Regions from separate parts of the Homo sapiens genome. Here region 2 is linked to region 1. Evidence: chromatin loops called from intact Hi-C (ENCODE). Cell type or tissue: endothelial cell of umbilical vein. All regions are shown on one strand.

Evidence for each region. A loop is a pair of places that touch in the nucleus more often than their neighbours do. Peaks named below come from ENCODE experiments on the same cell type or tissue, not always from the same donor. Only the 100,000 strongest peaks of a DNase experiment are listed, where the experiment ranks them.
Region 2: it touches region 1 in a loop (4-fold over the local background); 64 of 110 quality-filtered maps call a loop at or near these places.

Annotation. Positions count from the first base shown.
Region 1 is chr15:57,560,049-57,562,548 of GRCh38, forward strand. No RefSeq gene overlaps it. Among named protein-coding and RNA genes, the nearest start is that of GCOM1, 31 kb to the right of the region's middle. In endothelial cell of umbilical vein, a CTCF peak has its summit at 1,137 (motif pointing right); DNase peaks (open chromatin) are centred at 1,163 and 1,493; H3K27ac peaks cover 1,466 bases.
Region 2 is chr15:57,625,525-57,628,024 of GRCh38, forward strand. GCOM1 (GCOM1, MYZAP-POLR2M combined locus) reads left to right here. Exons shown (of 17, transcript NR_104371.3): 5 at 255-368. MYZAP (myocardial zonula adherens protein) reads left to right here. Exons shown (of 13, transcript NM_001018100.5): 5 at 255-368. Among named protein-coding and RNA genes, the nearest start is that of MYZAP, 35 kb to the left of the region's middle. In endothelial cell of umbilical vein, no CTCF peak of the experiment used is centred here; a DNase peak (open chromatin) is centred at 1,437.

The sequences.
Region 1 (2,500 bases):
GATTAGTGGCTCCTGTAATCCAGGGCCCCACCCATCAGTGGTGAAGTCCCAAAGAGGACTTTGGACAAAACGAAGCTTTGCCTTCCCAGTGTTGCCCAGGTGATCTGGTGTTCCTATGTTACTCTTAGGTGAACTGTTGCAATATTCGCATTGCAACAAATTGAATTCCAACATTTATTGTGAACTGCTATTTTGTGAGAGACCTATGTTATTCATGCATACCTTTCAAAGGGCAGTCACTATGCACCTAGTCTGCACTGGCTTATGCTGAGATGAGTAAGGCTCAGTTCTGGACCCAACGGGATCAGAAATGTCCACCGAGCACTAAAAAAACAAGGGATGGAATTTAAAGCACTATAAAAGAGGTATAGATGAAGTGTGGCGGAGGTTCATGATGGGAACGGCTGTCATTGGATGGAGCAATCAGGGCAGAATTCATAGAGGAAATGGCATTCGAAAGGGCTTTAAAATGGGCTTGAAAATTTAGAACTGTTTATTATGAAATTTTAATCTCCTAGAAGGGTGCATCTTTGGTGGAAAAAACAGAGGGAACACGGGGATGAAAGCTGGGCTCAGAGGATCAGCCAGTTGCATTAAAATCTTGAGTAAATGAAGTGGAGAATTACTGGAGGTGAGACTGGAAAACACGTTTGGATCCATATTTTTGGAGAACCTTGAATACCACTCTTAGTAACAAGGCAGCAGTAGCTGCTTATAATCAGGAGATTCTGGATAAAAAACAGAGGAGTTGGGGTTTATGCCTTCTTGTCATTTCTGAGAAGACGAGTAATTTTTTTAAAATAGCCAGTGAAATTAGTTCCTATAAAAGATGTGATCCTTGATCATCAATAAGGACAATCGACTTCTCCCAATGGAGAAATCTGATGATCCATTTCACACATCCCTGGGTGCAAATTACTACCTAGTCTACACTAGTGTTTCTCAAACTTCAGTGTGCATCAGAATAACCTTGAGGGCTTGTGAAAACATAGACTGCTGGCCCCACTCCCAGAGTTTCTAGGGCAGCCAAGAATTTGATGCCAATGCTGCTGGTCTGGGGACCACACTGAGAACCTCTGGGTTTAAACATCCTACCTGACCTTTCTCAGTATATCCACTGGGTGGCAGCAGAGAGCATCACAGGCACTGCACAGTGGTCAAACCTGGAAAGCCCGGGCAGAGGCTGTGGAGGACTATTTCTGTGTATTCAATGTAGGTTATTTTTGCTGCCAAATGACAATACAAACCATCCACAATATCAGGCTCTTCAAAATTCAAGGATGCGTTGTATAAGAGAATGATTGGTGACTTGGATCTTGTTCCTTTTCCAGGATGTCGTCACCACCAGACCCAGTCGAGACATCCTCTCTCTACCAGGCGCCCCCAACAAGTCCTTCCTTCAAAAAGAGAATAGTTTTTAATAACTTTCAAGGTCACCTGCAAAAGGGTTTCTGTTTGAGTAATGTAATGACTGTAAAGCTGGCAAAAAACTGTATCGCCAGCTGATAGCTTGAGTCAGACTGGAAAATTACGAGCAAATTTTTCCATGAACCAAGAGGAAGTGTCCAGTCATTGTTGAGAGCAGGTTCATAGCTGTGTACGAGCTCTAGGAGATGGGGAGGCCCGTGCAGACCTACTTCCTTCAAGAAGGGAAGACAAAAGAAACACGTTTTGAGTTTGGGTTTTTAGATGGTTGGGAAGTTTATGTTATAGGATTTTTTTTTGAGGGGGGGGTTTGTTTGTTGATTTTTGTTTTTAAGTTATGAGAGTTATTTTCTTTTTCTTCCTTTTTTTTTTTTTTAGAAGGAGTTTCACTCTTGTTGCCCAGGCTGGAGTGCAATGGTGCGATGTCGGCTCACCACAACTTCCACCTGCCAGGTTCAAGTGATACTCCTGCCTCAGCCTCCTGAGTAGCTGGGATTAGAGGCATGCGACACCATGCCTGGCTAATTTTATATTTTTTGGTAGAGACGGGGTTTCTCCATGTTGGTCAGGCTGGTCTCGAACTCCTGATCTCAAGTGATCCACCCACCTAGGCCTCCCAAAGTGCTGGGATTACAGGCGTGAGCCACCGCGCCCGGCTCTGAGAGTTATTTTCTACTAACCAATGATGTACTGCTAGATTTTGGAATAAAAGGTTCTATGTGTGTGGGGAGGGGAGGAAGGAGCAGAATCAAAAAGCCCTGAGCAATGATAGGATGGATTAGAGTTTGGAAAGGGAAACGTGGGGTCCAGAACACACTGGTTAGGCTGTGGCAAGGGGGTCCTCTTGACATCCTCTAACCAGATCTCACAGCACACTTCCTGCCATGTCGCAGCAGAGACCAGCCCTCACCAGACCCGGTGCTGACATTAACCAGGTGCTGCCCTGAGCGAGATGGCGTCCTGCCACGCCTGCTCCGTCATCTGGGAGATGCCTTGTCGGCAGCTCCAAGGCCTCCTGTGGGAAGGCATGAACGTCTGTCCTCACGTCCCTGCTTCCCTTATTACCCAGCGGTGG
Region 2 (2,500 bases), 65 kb after region 1:
AGGACAACATTCTGACTCCTGCACAGTGTTGTTGAGAGGGCTAAATGAGGGTCTGTGAGTAAACACTATCCAAAGGAAGGTGATTCTTGCCCTTCTCTCTGGATCATGCAGATGTTGACTTTTAATTTAAAGCTTTACTTTAGATATTGTTGAAGTAGATGTGGCTTCTAACAGAAGAAAGTTCCAGCCTAACTGAAGATTGTCGTGAACGTGTAGGGATTGATTTTGTGTGACTGTCTCCTCGATCTGTCCAGGTTTCCCATGCTCAGCAGGAGTATCTGGAGAATCACATCCAAACCCAGTCGTCTGCCCTGGATCGTTTTAATGCCATGAACTCAGCCTTGGCATCAGATTCCATTGGCCTGCAGGTACTCATCTGCTTACTGCTATGACAGGGCAACCCAGCTTAATCAAGAGTGGGGACTGTGCCTTTGCAGAAAAATAAGTCACAGAACATCCTTAGCTCATGATTCAGAATTCTTTAAGCAGAACCACTGTGAAGACTGTGCCCAGAAGACAGTGTAGGAAACTGAAGGAAGCATTTCCAAGCTGAGACTCTAAGGCTTTGTTTTTGCTCTCTGAAAAGGAAATTTAGACCCCGAGTTTAGTGTGAGAGATGTTGCTTGCTTCACCAGATACCCGAGTGGTCCTCAGCATCAGTGCCTAACCCCACACGTCAGCCCTCTTCCTCCAGTCCCAGTGCCACAGGAAGTGCCACCTAATCACAGAATAACACAGACTTCACTAAGGACAATCTGTACTCCTTCATGGCAAGCAATATAAAAAAGGCCTGTAAACACTTTTTTATAATTAGAAATTATTTTGTATCAGAAAGAATCATGGATATTCCACGTCTTGTAGTAGCAGACAGGGAAACAGAAAGACCCGGTATCTTATATTTGTGAAAATGCATGTTGTTATCTCACTTTGAGGCATTGTTTTCTTGGTTGATTTGGTTTACAGGAGCTAACCCTTCAAGTGCTTCCCATTCTTACTCTTACAAGTCCCCTAACATGCAAATTAATTTGAAAATGTTCAAAGCAAAGCATTGTATGTATTTGAAATAGCTTCCCTTGGTCTTCATTTCCAAATGTATGAACAACAGTTTTTACCTCTCCTCCAAATTTATTTGGCTCTTATCTTTTTATCCTCCTCTCAAAAGTTCCAAAACCTATTTCAAATCCTTTCTGGTTCTATATAAGTAATTTTAGATAAATAAATTTTCATGTTGGGATTCTCCACTTCCCCTAATTCTCTGATAACAGTTGGTATGGCAGCAGTGACAACAGCAGGGCTCGGCCACTGTCCTGGAGTGGGTCTGGGTGGCCTCGTGTTTGGGGTCATCTGCGATGCCCATTTCTGGTGGGGCTTCTGAGTCCCACCCTTTTCCTGGCTCTCTTGAGTGTATGCCAGCTTTCCCCTGGCCTCAGGCCAAGCCCCACTGGGTCTGGTTTGCTCAGCAGCCTTTGTTTTCCCTTCCTCCTGTGGTCGGGGGGGCTTGCCAAGGCTCCCTTTCCTCCCCTTTCGGACGCTGTCTCATTCCCAGCCCACCAGCAAGGGCTTTATCTCACCTGAGTTCAGACTTAGTCGGTATTTGTACTACATCTCTGGTTTTTCTTCCCAGAAAGAAAAATATATTTGCCAGTATTTTCTGGCAATTCTTGTGCTTTGCCATCTGGCCAACACTCTGGCATTTACTGCAGAGGTCAGCTGTTTGAGCTGGGCCAGCTCTGACCCAGGCACCTTGACTGATTCCTAGTTATCATGCAGGCTCTTAGTCCTGGACAGCCAAAGGAGCCTTATAGCTAAAACCGCTGAGAGAAACAGAAAGAGAGAGACAAAGAGAGAGGGAGAGGGAGGGGGAGGGGGAGGGGGAGGGGAGGGGAAGGGGGAGGAGGAGGAGGAGGAGAAGGAGAAGGAGAAGCCATCTCACAGCAGGAAACTCAACCTGGTAGAGGAAGAGGGCTGATGCACGGTGTTAGGCACTGATGCTGAGGACCACTCGAGTACCTGGTGGACCGAGTCTGAAGAGAGCTGGCTTCTTCCTTATGCAAGACCCCAGCCTCTTCCACTGGCCCACTCTGTCCACTTTCATTATTATTGACAGGGAGACCAGACCCTTGGTTTGATTCCATAGAATGTCAGAGCTAGAAAGAACTGAGAGGATCTCAGTTTTATGAATAGACAAACTGAGGCCGACAGAGAGAAATGACATGAGCAAGATGCCTACCTAGTGACAGAGCCAGGATTAGAAAAATCCTGGTCTCTTGGACCAGAGTGTAGGTTTTTGTGTGGATACACGAGTAGAATCTGTGAAGCCAGTGGGGCTGGGGGAGTGGGTGGCTGGTCTAGGTGGTTTCTAAAGCCCCTTGAAGCTCAAATGTTCTGTGACTCCATGCTTCCAAATAGCTTCAGTATTTTCTTTAGTATCTAATCACCTCCTTCAGAAATTCTTTTTCTTGATTCAAGTAGGTTTAGGAGTGAAAGGCTTATATTGTCC